Regions from separate parts of the Mus musculus genome. Here region 1 is linked to region 2. The links are chromatin loops, found by intact Hi-C in ENCODE. Cell type or tissue: left cerebral cortex. All regions are shown on one strand. Links, peaks and the distances in the headings refer to the core of each region. The heading gives the core; the rest is flanking DNA. Region 1 has its middle 61 kb from the start of Pcgf5. Region 2 overlaps Gm32081 (a long non-coding RNA gene).

Region 1 (8,721 bases), core at 152-8,151, 140 kb after region 2:
ACTATTTTACTGTTAGTGTCTAAAGTTGGGTTGCATTAAAAATGGTTCTGTTAGGCTCACTGTGTAAGAGATGGAGGCGGGAGAAAGCAAAGCCATTACCATTGAACTAATAGGACTGTAAAGTGAAGAGAGGTCTTGAAGGTCTAGTTCATATCAAAAGGGTAACAGCTGAGGGAGACAAACTGAAGTAGATGTGCATGCATAAAAAGAAGGAGGAGTCAGAGATTGCCCGTTTTCATTCAAAAGTGTCCAGCGGGTTTGTAGTGACAGGGAGAAATCTCTCTCTCTCTGTGTGTGTGTGTGTGTGTGTGTGTGTGTGTGTAATGTATGTACACTCAAACCTGTGAGAGGACTACTTATGGGAATTCTCTCCTTCCACCAGGGATTGAGCTGGGCTCATTCTGTCTGTCGGGGAAGCAGTTTTGCCCACTGAGCCCACATGCCACTATCATTTTGTGTCTCAGACTCCTCTCTAATGAAATGAGGATTTGACCTAGAACTCTCTGCTTCCTTCCCACTTCCTAGAAGAGGCGAGTGAGTAAAGGGCAGGACTATAAGGTAGATTTTAGAGATCAAGTATTGAATTATAAATTTGGCTTGAAGTAAGACAGAAAAGTGGAACAATTACTGACTTTATAAGATAAAGGAAAAACATGTCTTTTTAAGAACTGACAGGATAATATAGCCCATGTCCTCCTGGAATTTCATAGTATGCCATTGTAGTCAGGAAATAGACAGGAATTGGAACTAGAAAGACAACTAAGATTTTCTTTCTCTTTTCCTTTTTTGGGGTTCAGGGGCAGGGGGTACATTGAGACAAGGTCTCACTACATAGCTCTAGCTGCACCGTAACTCACCGTGTAGACCAGGCTTTTCTTGAACTCACAGCAACCCACCTGCCTCTCTCTCCCTTCCAAGTGCTAGAATTAAAAGTGTGCACGCCACCAAGCCTGACTGAGACCTTCTTTAAACAGCAAACTAGTGCCGTGCCATGTCCCCACTGATGGCATCAAATGCATACGATGCACTAGAACTGCCCATATCATATCAAACATTCCCAATGAGGGCTTTAAAAGCTTGAGAGACTCGTTCCAGCTCTGGTATCTTCTAGCATGGGAAGGAAGCATGACGATACGCACCCATATCTGTTGAATCCTATCTCACCCACCCCATTTCCACTGCCAGGATGCATGGAGTTGTCTGTTTGCACAGCTGAAAAGAAGAATATTCTCATAGAACTCTGAACTTTAAAAGTTAGGAAGAAATATTTGCTGTTTAAGCTCCTTGCTCTCTGGCTGTCTATGTTGTCAAAACTGACTATAAAGTTTTTTATATATACTAATTTCCACAAAAGCCACTGGAGTAGATGATATTATTTTCCCTGATGTGTTGAAGAAGAAACGGTATGTGAGTTCAAGGTCACATGGCACAACATTTATCAGAGACGGTATCTGAATATGAGTAGACTTCAATGGCCATGTTCAATCACCTTGGTGTTCAAGTACCCGAACCTTACAGCCATGGATCTCTTATTTTAAAACCTTTTGGGCTAGACAGTGTTAGCACTCCTCTGTGGCTGTAAAACGCGATGGTTCGAATAATCCGAACTATACACGTATTTAGGATTTAATGTAGGTTTCTGAACAGTGTTTCTTTTGGGGGACTATGATGGAACATTCTCTAATTTGTTAGCCTTCCTTCATGTTTCAGCCAAGTTGGACCATATTATTTCCTGTTCCACCAAAAATGCTCCTCCTTGATCAATTTCGGGCCTTTCAAATCTTATTCCCCCTTCACAAATGTGATGAGATGCTACCTCCTCCAGTTGAGGACTTAAAATGACGTCCTGGACTGTTGGGATTTGGGGTTTGAGGAGGCGTTTCTGATAATGAGAAATTATAGGATAAGAAAGTGAGGAGGGAAACCTAACTCGAAGAGTAAGCAGGTGTCGTCAAGTGACCTGCATAAGCAGAGGCTCCTTTGAGGACAGACAATAGGCAAGCCACTAAATTCTATCCAGCGGTGCTCAACCAATGAGTGTATGCTGAAGACTGAAGATAACATAAGATAGCTGTCTAGCATTGTGTGTGAAAGGGCCACAGCACAGTGGCATCTAAATCTGAAGGCCTTAACGGGAAAGGTGGGCATGGCTCTTCATACCAGTGCCCGCAGCTGGCACAGGGATGGTGTGACCAGAACCTAGAGAGGGAGAATCGAAGGAGAGAGGAAGGAAGGAAGCACAAACAGAAAGGTGAGAAAGGACAGCTAAGGAAGGATGCCATGTAGGAAAGGAGAAGGCTAGGAGAAAGAAGTCACTATACAAAGGGAGGACAAGGTGCCGGAGAGGGGGTGGGCGACTGAACAGGGTGTTCACTCACACTGAATAAACCGACCTGGAGGATGAGTCCCAGAGGCAATCAGATGCTGCACCCAAGCCTGGGACATCTGTCACCTATCACGACGCTCTGGGCTGCATTCTCCTTTCCCTAACACCGGTCGTGCCATGCGTTAGCCAGTAGTTACAAGTGCACTGGCTTCTCATGCTTCTTCCACGTGCTGCTGACTGGGAGGCTGAGAAAGGAAGGAGAGGAGGAAGGACCCTTTGCTTTGAAGGGGTCTCCAGGAGAAGCTCCACTCTGTGATATCTGCCCCACTGCTCTGGGTGCTTCCTTCCTACTGGCCCCTGCTCGCCCTCCCCCCACCCCCAAGCTGGAGCCTTGGGGAGGGGTTGCTTTTATTGACAGCTAATCTCAGGATGGCCTTACCCTCCCTTAGTTGCAACTGAAGTTCCTTCCATGTATTTGTAGCTTATGTGAACTATCTGAGACAGAAACAGTTCATTGGATGCTTCTCCAGAGTCCAGATGTCTTCCCAATGGGACTATATGCAGCATATCTAGACAAAGAAATCCAGCCATTCCAGCAGTCACGACGGACCAGGGTCCATCTCATGACAGATCAGAAGTAGTGTTTGATCAGCCCAGATGAATCCACCTATGCTATCAGGACTAGATGGCTCTTAGTATCCCTAATCATCTGTAAAATGACTGAGTTTGTGCCTGTTGCTTTATGACTGTCTTTATTCACTTTGCAGCAGAGCTCAGTCACATACCACCTAGGGCTGATTACCCATTTTGAGTCCAGAGGCACACAGTTAGATGTAGGGAGTGAATACAGAGACAGGAAACACGGAGGACACACTTGGGTGTCAAAAGCGGTTGCTTTCGACAAGATGGGGAGTCTGTGTTCTCAGTTCTTCGAAGATTCAAAGTTCCCTGGGCCCAGACACTCAGACAACACAGGATAATTTTCAGTTTCATTTCTCCCAGGCTGCTGGAGCCCTGTTGAAACTTGGTCACTTTCCTCAAGACATTGAATAGAATGAGGGAGGAAGGTATCTTGGGGATAGAGACTGATCCCCAAATCAGACTGATGTCAGTAAGGGAATCCAGAAGACTACACACTGCTGTGGTAGGAGGAAGCTGAGATCGGGAGCACGTGAACAGGTAGAGGGAAGCCCAGTGCTCTCTGGCAGAGAACAGAACAGGATTCAGGCAATGAAAATCTGCCAACGCATTGAGGCATGGTATTTAGCCTCAGGTTCTGAGGTGACAGTTGGGCAGTAGAAAGAAGGCTGAAGATGTGCAAGTTCGCCTGTGAAGGAAGCCGAGACCATGGGAAGTCTCAGAAGATGCTCAGCACCAGGGCGAAGAGGTCACTTCTGGGAGGGACAACTTTTTGAATGTCATGTGGAAGCAAGGAGATTAAAAGCAGGGAAGCGGGAGGCAGAGAAGTACTGTGAGCTCCTACGGATCAGCTTCGACAAGAAGCCTCGACTTGACCAAAGACTTATTAATATTTGAGCTGCTTTTCTATCTGCTCAAGGCAAGCTTCCTGGTGGGGTTGGGGTGGAGGGGATGCAGGGTGGGTATCTAATCAACCCCTGGAGCATAGGCAGTTTCCAAGCCAGAGAAGTTTCAAGTTTCTCCTTGCCAAGGTCGCACCACTACAGGTGGGCTGCTCCAAGCTCCAGGAGCCTGCTTCGCTCCACGCCCACCCTGCCGGTCACCCCTGCTGTTCCCCTTCAAGCCCAGGCACCGCGGTGGGCTGTGACCCGCAGGCGCTCCAGGAGCTACGCAGCAGCGGCGGCGGCTGCTCCAGAAGGCCTGGCGGGCGGCGGCGAGAGGCTGTGCCCCAGTTTGTGTCCAATCAGGGAGTGCGGGCTGTGCCCCGAGCCGGGCAGCAATGCGTAAACAAACCCTCTGGCAACTCCTCCGCCCCCTTGGCGCGCTCGCCCCGCGCCCATCGCCGTCGCCTCCGCCGCCACCGTCACGGTCACCGCGGGCTCCGCTGCCGTCGTCCTTTTCCCCGCCCTCCCGCGGCCGGGCCACCCGGACCCCCCGCCCGCGCGGCTCGCGCCTCGCCACCGGGTCCTGCTCCGCCCCGCCCGCGCGGGCTGCTCACCTACCGCCCCACGCGCGCGCGCTCGTGCACCACGCGCCCCGTGCGGCCCGCCCGGAACGTGGCCTCCCGAGAGCTAGGTAAGAGCGATGCTCGGGGACCCCGGAGGCTTCCCGGCTTTGCGAAGTTTTTTTCCCCCTTTTTTAAAGCGTGGCCGATCTTCCGCTGGGCCCGGGGCGTGATCCCCGCGGGCGCCGTGAGAGCTCGGCAGGCAGTAGGGGTCGCGCGCAGCCGGGGGTCCCAAGTTGCCCACGCCGGGGCACGGGTGCTGGCGGCGCGGCTGGGCCGGGCGGGCTACGGGAGGGTCCCCGGGAACTTTCTCCTCCCCCGAGGCACGCTTGCCAGCGCGGCTCGCGGCCCCGGCCCCGCGGCGAAGGCTCCCGGGCTGGAGAGAGACAGGGCACGGTGTTTGAAGAAGCTGACGCAGTTGGTGACGCTCGCGGCTTCCTGAAGGGGACCGGCCAGGATCGAGCGCCTTTGCGAGGGGACGCGCGGGGCGGGCGCTCGGGGCCTTTACCCCCCTCTCCTGGAAGCTGCGTGGGGAGCCCCTCGGGCTCCGGGAGTGAGCACCTCTGCCGGGCGGCCCTGGCAGCGCGCGCCCCGCTTCCGTTTGGATCGGCTGGGGCTATTATATAAGATGCCACGGAGAGCAGAGGGGCGATCGGGAGCGCGGCGGCGAGGACGGTGGGGACCCACCTGTGCGCCACCGCACGCCTCGGGGGTCGCGTCGGAGCCAACCTTGCTCTCCGCGCCCCTGCCTGCCCCGGGACGCTCGCTCCCTGCCACCTAGCCCGGCTCTCCGCGTCTCTCGCTGCAGGCGTCTGTACTTTGAAACATTTGTTTAATATTAAGGAAGCTGCGTGTGCGGCCGTCATAGTACGCCGGGAACGTGTGGCCGGGAGCTCCGGAGCGGTGAATGAATCATCGCCCCGGTGGACCGCGCTCCGATGATTCACGCGGGCTCCACACGCGCGCGCGTACTCGCTGTGGGCCGCCCTTCTGCGAGGGCTGACGCCCGGAGGGGCGGGGGGAGTTCATGCGAGAGGGCGGCGGGTTTTTTTTTTTTTTTTTTTTTTTTTTTTTTTTTTAATTTAAACCTGCCACAGTAACTTTCGGGGTGTAGGGCTAACCCACCTTCCCCAGTCTTGCTTCTCGTTTTCTGGAAGGGTAATGAGATTCCACCTGGCTGGGTTAATGAAGCAGAGGAGGCGCTGATTCGCTGCAGGGCCCGGTCCAGTCCCATTCAGAATTTGAATGGTGTCAAGTGAGGGAGGTCTGCAGCATGGTTGGAATTCGAGTAATTGTGTCTACTTCAGCAGTTGCCAAGTAATTAGCAGAATCCTTAAAAGTGAGTCGATCTTAAACAACTGGTCCCTCAAGTAGATGATATAAAGATTAGCTTTATTTTTTTAAGTTTTAAAAGGCCATCTCGTTTTTCATTCATGAATACAGAATGTTTCCTACTGTCATTATTCCTGAACACCAACTTGACGTTCCCATCCCACCCCACACTTGAAGGACTACAGAGCAAATTTTCTTGTCATCTGGGGCTCACCTCCAGTGTCAGGCCCCCACAAATACTCTTGATCACCATACTTCTTAGTTCTTGGTCCTCCTAAACTACTTCATACCCCTCCTATTTTCTTAATAGCTCCTAATCGCTAAAAAAAAAATACTTTGTAGCAGCATTATTTAAGTCTGCTCTCCCCCTACAAGAATGTAAATTTCACAGAGGAGAAAGTGGAAGACTTTACCTGTTTGTTCATGTATACACTCGAGTCAACAGAAGCCTCATATACATTCGGGGCACCCTATGTTTGTTGACATGCCGAATGAATACATTTCTCTCCCTCATTCTTGGCAGGACGATCTTCAACAGTTGCAATGCCTTGCCTTTGGTGGGCAAGTTGCCAGTAGGGTACAGTTCTCACTTTCTCTTTACCGGTGTGATTTTCTCGAGATCGATCCGTTTCCTCCGCTGTGCAGTTAAGGGCACACAGTGACAGACCTTTAAGCATCCTGTTGTAAGATGCTTACTATGAAGACGGATATGAAGCTTTGGCACCACGTTTATTACTGAGTAAATAAAAATAGAGCTACTAGTTTAAAAATGGAAAAACTGCTAAAGCGAAATCAGCGTAGTCAAGTTGTCCCAGGCCTGAATGTTTCCGTTCGTTTGGAACACTGGTGTTTCTTCATTCCTCTTTCCTCCTACCTGTAAACCAAACTCATTCTTAGTGGTGGTGAAAACTGTCACAGTAATATAATATAGTATTAATTTAAACAAACTCAAAGCGTTCTTTCTCTGTCAGGGGCCCTAACTCTAATGTGTTGTTGATTTTGGACACAGAATAGTAGCTAAAAGGTGTTGTCTAAAATTATCCTTTAATTGACTCGATTGAATATCACAAGGATTAGAGCTACAAGTCAATATGGGAGGACGGTTTGGATGTAGTACTTAATACTCAGATGACTACCTTGATAAAGTATGTTATTATAAAGAATAAACTGCAGAGCGTGTTACTCAGCCTCAGTTTCGTAGCAGTACAGTCAGCTCTCAGTGTTTCCACGGTCCACTGCTGAATAGGAGTGGCCGCCCTGCCTCATCCTCGCAACTAGTCATTTCTGGAAGTGTAACTTCAAGACCGAGTTCAGAGAACACAGCATTTTAGAGCTAGCTACAAGAGATCTTGAAGTTGCAGGCTACATCCTTTCAGAACCGTCTCTGAAATGACTTAGGTAGTAAAGGGATTTGCTCAAGATTCAGAGCTGGGACTAGAACCTAGAATCTGGAGTTTGTGTTGTTGTGGAAGCCCCAGCGTTAGTCCAAGTACCAACAGGTGGGGAGGAATTGCTCCTCCGACTAACAGATTGTCTGCCTCTTGCTTGTGAACACTTTACAGGGAGTAAAATCATACCTCACTTGGATTTGTATCTTCCCATGTCTCCCATCTGAGGGATTCAACAAATACTTGCTGAATCTGGTTGGACAAATGGCTTTTCAGTGGATAACATACTTAAGAAGTGAAAACTAGGAAAGGAGTTTTTCTGGCAAATAAGAATAGGCCTTCGCAGTTTTATGGTGATGATGCTACCAATTTTAATGTCTCTAAGTTTTAATGAAAGTGACATGGAACTTTTCATGTGCGCTCTGTCTTGGTTAGCATAGTGGTATCTGGAGACATAAGTTTGTTCACGTAGTGGGTCTTACATTTGTAACAATAGTCAGTAGAAAAGAAAGCCTGAATTTCAGTTCTGTGTCTAGCAGGAAGCCCTCTCTATAATGAGGTACTTGACTTTGGGAGAAGTTCTCTCATTTTGTGTGTGTGTGTGTGTGTGTGTGTGTGTGTACACGTGCGTGCACATAGTGGTGGCAGCATTGGTGCTGTGTACACTGAAGGATTGTGTGAGCATGGTCTACTGTAGAAGGACCTGGTATAGAAAGGGCTCTTAATGAGTTATATCTGAAAGTTGGGTGTGTTTGTGCATACATCTGTAATCCCAGTACTTGTGAAGTTGAGGCAGGAGGATCAGGAGTTCAAGGTCATCCTGGGCTACGTAATGAGTTCAAGGCCAGCTTTTACTAAATGACACCTGGTCTCAAAAGAAAACAAACCAACAATAAAATAAATACTAACTGTTCTACATTCCACACGTATGCATCCGTGGGGCTGACACGGAGGGATTAAATGACCCCTGTGGCCCCTGAGGTCTGGCCCAACTCTTTGGTTTTAGGAACAGGCTACATTTGTGCTGTTCTGAATTTTTAATTTTTAATTAAAGTGATACCTATATTCCTACATCCTGTGAACTGAAAAAAAAAAAAGCTTAGTTTCTAGGCCTCCTAAGTATTTGTTTTAATAAACATTGATAAATTAACTACATTTTTATTCTATACACTATGTAGATTAACTTAAACATTCTCTTAGTTTACTATATGAAAGGCAGTATGAGAAGTGTATGGGATAATCAGAGACTAGGAGAACCTTACAAAGTTACTTAGAGAAAGTATGATGGATAACCAAAGGCTGTGTTACATGGAGCTGTTAAAGAATCGTAAGAAAATACATGGCGATTTTAGAAAAGAAAAACAAATCTATTATTAGCCAGAAAACTAGGGAAAGAATCAAGGGATTGCACAAGACCTTAAAATTTCCATAAGTGTAGAACTGGCAGAATTTGGAGACCAGCCTGTATTGAGACTTGAAGGAAAGAATATGCAACTGTATCGAGAAATGGAAGAAATGTGGTTGGGTTGAAG
Region 2 (8,721 bases), core at 214-8,213:
TCATGCTTCCAGATACTACCAGCTAGAGACAGGCTTTAGCACGTGAACCTGTGGAACATGATTTATATTAAAATAAATATAGGCTTTTAGGTAGCCCAGGCTGGCTCTCACCTTGCCTTAAAGTAGCAGAGGCTGACTGAGTGTCTGACCCTCTTGCCTCAACTTCCTGAGTGCTAGGACAACAAGTGTGCCCCACCACACTAGGTTGCATATACTGGGAGGACTGAATTCAGGGCTGGGTGCATGACAGGCATATATCCTTACAAGCTGAACCACATCCCTAGCCCCAGAACTGACCTCTTAATAATATCAAGCCCTCTGATCTTTGAGCCAATCTGTTACTTAGCCCTCTCTAATTCTTTTCAATAGTGCTTTGGAGTTTTTGAAATACATGTGAAATTTATTTCTACGTCAAAATTATTCTACGTCATATCTTAGACACTGTTGAAAATGGTTTTGTTGGGGGGGGGGTTCAGTCTTTAATTGCTTGTGTAACCTTTATAAACTCGCTTCTAGTACCATGTCTGTGAATATTATATCTTTACTTGGTATCTGACTGCCATTTGTTATTATTTTAATATAAATCATGTTCCACGGGTTCATGTGCTAAAGCCTGTCTCTAGCTGGTAGTATCTGGAAGCATGATGAAAACCTTGTTAGGCGACCCAGTAGGAGTCAGTAGGTCAGTAAGGGAGGACCCTTTAGTCCCTTCCTGCTGCTGTGTTCCTGTCTGTCATGGTCTGAGTTGCAGGCTCCAAGCCTCCTCAGCCGTGAACAGGAATGTTTGAAACCATGGGCAAACCCCACCTTTCCCGAACCTCATGCTCCTTCTGGTAGGTATTTGATCATTGGCTTATCCAGTCTGCATTTCTTCCCAGTGATACCGGCTAAGACCCCCAGTATAGTATTGTATGGGAGCGAGCACTGCGTGAACCTCTTTGGCTTACCCCTGATCTTAAGGAAAAAGCGCTTCGTTTTCCCTTGCTATGTATATGAAAGTTCTCTTCTATCTGTGTTGCTGGTGGCTTCTGGAAACCAGGCTCTGTTCCCCATTATTGCTCTCTGCTGTTGGAACACTGTTGCTCTCAGGACTTGCAGGTACACAAATACACCCACACACAAAAAACCATGAGATCCCCTTGAGATCCAATGTGATGTCAGAGGCTGCACTGTGTTTGCGCCTTCTAATGCTATTCGAGCTCTGACACTCAGGTCTCTCTCTCACCAGAACACTTTCTTCAAGCCTCTTGAACTCAGACTTCCCACTTCAGCTGCCCCCTTCGGCTGCCTCCTGGGAAGCACAGAGGTCAGTCTCCCTGGTCTTTCACATCATGTCCTAGGGCACCATGGCTCCTTTCTGCCGTCCCCTTTGCTCTGACCCTGTAAAGCCTTTAGGGTAGACTTCTTCAGGATGGGAAGGAAAAGGAAGTTTAGAGAAGATGATGAAAAATACTTTTTCAAGCTGGGTCAGTGTACTGGCTAGTTTTGTGTCAACTTGACACAGCTGGAGTTATCACAGAGAAAGGAGCTTCAGTTGAGGAAATGCCTCCATGAGATACAACTGTAAGGCATTTTCTCAATTAGTGATCAAGGGGGGAGGCCCCTTGTGGGTGGTGCCATCTCTGGGCTGGGAGTCTTGGTTCTATAAGAGAGCAGGCTGAGCAAGCCAGGGGAGGCAAGCCATAAAGAACATCCCTCCATGGCCTCTGCATCAGCTCCTGCTTCCTGACCTGCTTGAGTTCCAGTCCTGACTTCCTTGGTGATGAACAGCAGTATGGAAGTGTAAGCCAAATAAACCTTTTCCTCCCCAACTGCTTCTTGGTCATGATGTTTGTGCAGGAATAGAAAACCTGACTAAGACAAATTGGTACCAGCAGAGTGGGGTATTCCTATGACAACCTGACCATGTTTTGGGGAGGACTGTGGAAGGACTTTGGAACTTTGGGCTTGAAGATCCATTCGTTGTTAAGAGCTCTGTCAGATGTTGTGTAGGAGCTTGGAAGATGATGTTGAGAACAGTACAGAAGATGGAGGTCTGGTTTGTGAAATTTCAGAGGGAAAATTAAAGACTCTTTTCAGGGCCATTGCTGTTTTTATTGTGAAGATTTTGTAGTTCTGGTTAGCTGGGGCTGAAGAATCAGCTGTGGTTAACAAGATACCAGAACTACTAAAGCAAAAACTTAGCATTACTGGGACTATTGATGCTGGTTAGTTGGAGCTAAGAAATTAGCAGTGATTAAGAAGAGACCAGCATCATTGAGGTGACATCTTCTGGAAAGTATTTTCTGAAAGCACAAAGAGGCTGTGTTCCAGAGATAGCCAAGGTTGTACTCCTGCTGCAGCAGGACTTGGTAATGTGTAAGGGTCACCCAGGTGGTACTGGTTTTGAAGGCATGAAGTGGTCGCACAGAGAAGCTGAGGCTTGGCACTGTGAGAGGCCATGGAAGGCCATTGGTGAAGGTGCAGCCTCAGTTGCAATTGAAGGCCCAGGACTGAAGGGGTCATGCAGTGTTTTTGGAGATGCCAGTACCATGAGATGACCACCAAGAGCAGCAGCAGCAGTGGAGTACAGGCATCTGGAGCCCAGAGGACGACGAGTGTGCTACAAAGGGCATGGCTGGAGAAGTGACCCAAGCCCTTGGAGGAGCCCAGAAGATCGTGAGTTGGATCCCAGACATTGGACGGTTAGAGATTGATTTTTGCTTTGTGATTGTGCCCTGATATTTTCCCTCTTGAAGGAAGAAACTGTTTTAGTGGAGCCCACAGTTAAGAGACTTTTAATTGTAAAAGGACTTTGGATTTTAAAAGAGATGGATATTTTAAAGAGACTGAAATTTTAAGAATATGTAAAGACTGTGGGACTTTTAAAGTTATTTAGATCTTGGCGATGAATAAGAATGTAAGGGTTGAGGCTTACTAGTGATGTGTTTGTGTGTCAAGTTGACAAGGGGTCAATTGTACTGGCTAGTTTTGTGTCAACTTGACACAGCTGGAGTTATCACAGAGAAAGGAGCTTCAGTTGAGGAAATGCCTCCATGAGATACAACTGTAAGGCATTTTCTCAATTAGTGATCAAGGGGGAAAGGCCCCTTGTGGGTGGTGCCATCTCTGGGCTGGTAGTCTTGGGTTCTATAAGAGAGCAGGCTGAGCAAGCCAGGGGAAGCAAGCCAATAAAGAACATCTCTCCATGGCCTCTGTATCAGCTCCTGCTTCCTGACCTGCTTGAGTTTCAGTCCTGACTTCTTTGGTGATGAACAGCAGCATGGAAGTGTAAGCCGAATAAACCCTTTCCTCCCCAACTTGCTTCTTGGTCATGATGTTTGTGCAGGAATAGAAACCCTGACTAAGACAGCATGTTAGTGTTCTTCTTTTCCTGCTTTTCCAGTAGAACTGAGTGCAGTTCTCAGCACCTACTTATACATACAGACACAGACACACACACACACACACACACACACACACACACACACACAAATAAAAATAGCACATTTAGAAAATCCCAGCTCTGGTGTGAGGTAAAAATAACAAAGTGGTTGACCTTAAAAATGTTCCATGAATGGAACCGAGAGACATCTTGAGGGTAATGCTTCAGCAATGCTTGAGAATCGGAGGAATCTGTTTAACCTTAGGATGATGAAATAGGACTCAAACTGATCTAAAGAATGGAAAACCTCAATGTATTATTTCTTAAGTATCATGATTAAAAATTCATATTTGACTTAGGAAGCACAAAGTTGGGAGGGGTCACCAGATATGAGAAGGAGGCCATTAAAAGCAGGACTAAGAGTGTGGAGGAAGGTCAGAGCTGCAGGCGGTGGTTTGACCGCTGGCCTGGGCTAACAGTTAAAGCCTTGCAAATAGATGAGATACTCAAGGGAGAAGGGAGACAAAGAGCAGCCCTGGGCGTCTATCTCTGCCTGCAACATCTGCAGTTGGTGTGAGAGAAGGGAAAAGGAGACTGGGACAAAGACTCCATGGCCAGCCCGGTGGTGAACCAGCTTGTTTCAAGCATCAAGAAGCTCAGAGAGCATTGTGAGAATAATAACATCCATGCTTTAGACACAAAAGCAAAATGAAACCAAGACGCCATTTGATACAGGACCTAGAGTCTCCTCATACCCTGTCTGCCAAGTATAATTTCAGTAAAATAGTGAATATTAAATTCCACTTCAGACCCTCTAAAAGGGAGTCAGGTGAGGTTGTCTGATGTGTAGATCATACTAAGAATTTAGCTTCCAGAAGTGGAGGATTGAGCAGCGGTTTCAGGGTGGTTGTGGTGAGGGGCACACAGCATAAGCAGAAGAGCTTTCTATGAGGGAGAGCATAGCTATGGGTTTAATAATCATCGCTTTCTGTGTTCTCAACTATTACTACTGTAAAACATTTGTTATATTCAGAAGCCTTATTTTTAGAGAGCTAATTCACCCACTTAGTGTAAAAATAAAGAAATTTGCATTTAAAATGTAAATGATATAAGCAATAGATGTTGTCAAGGCCTTTGTACAAATGGGGAACCGGGCTCTTTTCAGTCGGGCTCTTCGCTCCTTTTGACTCACCAACTGCTGACATCAGGTGAGCTGGGGACTTGGGTTGGGGAAGCTGGACAGACAGGCTCCGTTGGCGGATGATGTAGGGCAAGAGGAAGGAGGTCTCTCAGGACAAGTTTTGGGATGCCTTTGCCTGCTTGCTCTAGTTTTGCACTGTCTGCTTTTCACAGGGCACTGGTGTTCCCTCCACACAGCACATGCTGTATGCCCAAGATGACTTCAGTGATAGATATACCATGAAAGCAAGCTAAAGAAAAATCTAGAAACTGTGTGTCAGCGGCAACGCCCCATCCCAGGCCGCTACCAATTTGAAGCTGATTTAGAGACACAATCCAATGAGAAACTGGAAACAAAAGTTAGTGCAGACAAACTCTTCCTTCCATCCCTTTGCTGGGAGAAGAGAGTTGAGACTGTTGAAAGCTGAAGTGGGCAGGGCTAGATGCGGAAGAGTGTTAGAACTGTTCACTGTTAAACATCACCAGTTGCTGGGCAGTGCATTGGAATCACCATGAGGCCCTAGAAAATCCAGATCCCAAGCCCTGTCCTCTGGTGACAAAACCAGACAGTGTGTCCCAGGTAACTTCTCTGTCCGTGCCAATGTGAAAACTGTTGTTTAAAGGCTCCAGGGATGGGAAGACGGTGGATGCCTTGAGAGGTTCTCTAGAGATCAGACAGCTGAGAGGCCAATACCTGATGCATCGGTGCGGAATTTTCAAGGCTTTGGAGGAGAAACAGAAGGGACGAAGAAAGCTAGAAGCTACAGAACCTAAGTATGAGGCTGGTTACAAGAATGAAGCACAAATCATATCATTATAGTCACACTGGCAGCATCTGTGTGCTCAGTCTATTTTACACTGAAAGACTAGACCCAGAACAATAACAAATTATACTAAAGCCAAGGCCAGAAAATGTCCTGGATTCCTAAGTGAAGACTGGGCTGTTAGGGTTGGGGAAGAAAGAGAGGACCAGGCCTTTGTGCTTTACTTGGAAGCTGGGTTAAGAACTATGCACATTCTATAAACCCTTCTCATAGGGTCTTCCTTCCTTTTTATGCTAAGAAATCCCTCTATGGAATTGTTAGCACACCATACTATTGCAAAAATATACAAGGCAACCAAATTATAAGGAGAGAAGGTTAGTTTGGGGCATGGCTTTAGAGATTTTAATGGATGCTCAATAGACTTTGGGCCCTCTGGTAAGGCAAGACGCCATGGTGGGAGCACGGGCCAGAAGAATTTGCTTCCCTCGTTGTGGCTGAGGAGCAAAGAGAAAGAATGACAAGGCCGGTACCCTAGATCCCCTCTAAGGGTACAATCCCACTGACCGAACATCCTCCCAACAGGCCCTCCTCTTAAAGATTCCACAGTCTCCCAAATAAAGTCAAGGGCTGAAAACAAAGACTTCAGTGTGCGACCATTAGAGGGTGTTCCAGATACAAACTACAGCAAGAGACGTAGCTTTGACTGGAAATTCTTCACCTCTTTCATGACTCTGGATCTCACCTGCCAGACGTCTACACGGATAAAGATGTGTGGGATCCCCTATAGGGGCCATCCCTCCTGTCCTTTCCCGGCTGTGTCATCTTCCTCTTGACTTCACCACAAGAAGCCCTAGATGATCCCCCGCCCCACACACATCTCCAGCCTGACCAGCTCTTATCTACTCGCCCCTCTACCCCACAATATGTCCTCCTTCCTCACTCCAGTTCCACTTTTGCATCCACTCCAGCCAGCGTTTACCTTTCTCTCCTCTACCAAACAGACCACGTGGAAGATGGTCCACTCTATGGTAGACCTCACATGTTAGCTTAGTGAGTGTCAAGGTAAGATTCACGAGTGTGAACGTTGGTAAGAGTTCATCTAAAAATCACAGCTCCCATTGCCAGGTCCCCAGCTACCCTCTCTCCATGTTCACAGCCTTTATTCCCCACATCTTAGAGGGAACTTCCAGATTGACTGCCTCTAAGTAAAAGCAAGATACAGCTTTCATGAATGTGTTAGTCAGGTTGTCATTGCTGTGACGAAATACTCGAGCTAATGGATGTATGGGGAAGGAAGGTTTGATGTGGTTGTCAGCTCTAACACAAGTTGTGTGGTCACCAGAAGGGAGGGAGTATGTTTGACCGACATCATATAGCACCCCGTTTAAAAAAAAAAAAAACCACAACGTAGAAGAAACTGCTCAACAGAATGAGTCGGAAACTTCATCATTTCTTTCTAAACACTAAGAGTATGGAGTGGGGGTGAAATTCAATCCTACATGCTGTGCTCCGGCACATGCTCATTTTGAGCCACCAAACCCCACAAGCCCAGCCTGGAGATGGAAACTGGACTCCAAGCCATAGCGAGTCTCCCTGCTTTCTTTGGGAGTGAGCCAGAAAGAGATAAAGGAAGTGTTGTCCCGGGGCAGCAGTAAACAGGCAAGGGACCAGAGGGCTTTTAATAAAACAGACCTTTATTGGGGCTAAAAATGACCCTAGGCTGACCCCACCCTAAATCCTGACAACGTCCAACTACAGGAATTTAAAGGAACAGAAGGCAGGCATTGCATCCCTGCGCACTGAGCAGGAAGCAGCCAGAACCTACAAGCAAGGAATGCATACACACATCTCCAGCACTGCAGCCCAAACAGTTTTCAGCCCAGACGCTGATGCACTTCTGCCTCAAATTTCTATCCTGTGACTCACAGGGAAGGCCCGAAGACAATAAAATATCCCAAAGACCTAAAATAGGTCCTCCTCCCCTCTGCCACCAGGGTGAGCTTCCCCAGGCATTTCTTCCTTTATTAGCCAGGCATGAATGGTAACATTGCCTGGGCTGAAGAACACATCTTTGTCACTGGTAAATATTAAAAAAAAAAAAAAATGAAAAAAGAAAGAAAGAAAAAGAGCCACATTCATAGAAAAGCACACCAGCCGTTCATTGATTAGCATCCAGTGCCACAGCCCTTCGCTGGAATTACAAACACTTTCAATGACACCGGATGGAAAGGCATTGTAGGAAAAAATATTTCTTAGACAGGATTGTCATTAAAGTGTGCCAAAAATAGAACTGTTTTTATTTAAGCATCCTCACTCCTCCAGCTTCTCCCTTCCCAGCAGCCCTGGCAGACAGCAAGGCTGTGCACAGGGAAATCACCAGAAATAGAGAAACTGGCTCCATTCATTTAAATTTGAGACACGTCAAAAGCAGACCTGTGAATAAGGTCTAGATGATGTGTCCTTCCTCTGCCAGCACAAGTGACAACGAGGCAGGGGGACACAACTGGACTGAAAATTCACTATTTAATAATCTCTAGGAGAAATGTAATTTTTTTCAATTTTAATTGGCCCCACTACCAGTCTGGTAGATCAGTTTCTCAATCTCTTATACCTCATGAGGAAGGAGAATTGGTCTCTTTGTGTCCAGCTTGGAGCTCCCATTTCATGGGGAAAGGACTGACTTGCGGAATTTGAAAATTCACCATCTTGAAGGCCAGGCTCCTTAGGTTTTGAAGTACAGAGGAGTATCTAGTTGGATGGTTGGTTGAGTTTTGGTTTTTGTTTTTTGGGGTTTTTTTGGGGGGGGTGGGAAGGGGAGGGTTGAGCTTTTTATCTGAAAATTTAAACAGTAAAGATTGTTATGACCCAACCTATGAAGCAACACATTCATATATGTTATTAAAAATTGAAATTTTGGGGAGCTGCCTCAGCCAATAAAGTGCTTACCACACATGCATGAGGACATGAATCCACATCTCCACCCCTCACATAAAAGCCAGGCCAGCTACATGTGCTTGCGTTTCCAGCATGGGAGAAGAGGAGGCAGGAGGAGCCCCAGGGCTTGCTGCACAGCCAGACTAGCACAAATTGTAGCTTCATATTCAGCAAAAGACCTTGTCTCAAAAAATGTAGGACAGAGCGTTTGGGGAAGAAATTCAACAATGACCTCTTGCCTACACATACATGCATACGTGCACACATATGGACCCGAATTGTATGTTTGACAGTCACAAAAACAGTGTTATCTAAATACACAGTTCCACTAGCCAGCGACATTAGTGGAGTATGTTCTGTGTGTAAAGACAAGTCATGGTTACTGCACTTTTAGTCTGTGTGCTTGCCACCCCAAGTCCTTAGCATTCTCTCTTTGGACTCTAACTCGCTATTGGATACCATATGATACCATCATTGTCC

Evidence for each region. Peaks named below come from ENCODE experiments on the same cell type or tissue, not always from the same donor. Only the 100,000 strongest peaks of a DNase experiment are listed, where the experiment ranks them.
Region 1: a loop joins it to region 2, with 7 times the contacts of the local background. A loop is called at or near these places in 2 of 42 quality-filtered maps.

What each region holds. Positions count from the first base shown.
Region 1 is chr19:36,344,030-36,352,750 of GRCm38, forward strand. It overlaps a transcript of Pcgf5 not described here. Among named protein-coding and RNA genes, the nearest start is that of Pcgf5, 61 kb to the right of the region's middle. In left cerebral cortex, for the core only: a CTCF peak has its summit at 5,034; DNase peaks (open chromatin) are centred at 3,772, 4,329, 4,996 and 5,384; H3K4me3 peaks cover 2,623 bases; H3K27ac peaks cover 1,698 bases.
Region 2 is chr19:36,200,964-36,209,684 of GRCm38, forward strand. All of the region lies in intron 1 of Gm32081 (a long non-coding RNA gene), which reads left to right. Among named protein-coding and RNA genes, the nearest start is that of Gm32081, 21 kb to the left of the region's middle. In left cerebral cortex, for the core only: a CTCF peak has its summit at 7,358; DNase peaks (open chromatin) are centred at 4,738, 7,199 and 7,630; H3K27ac peaks cover 401 bases.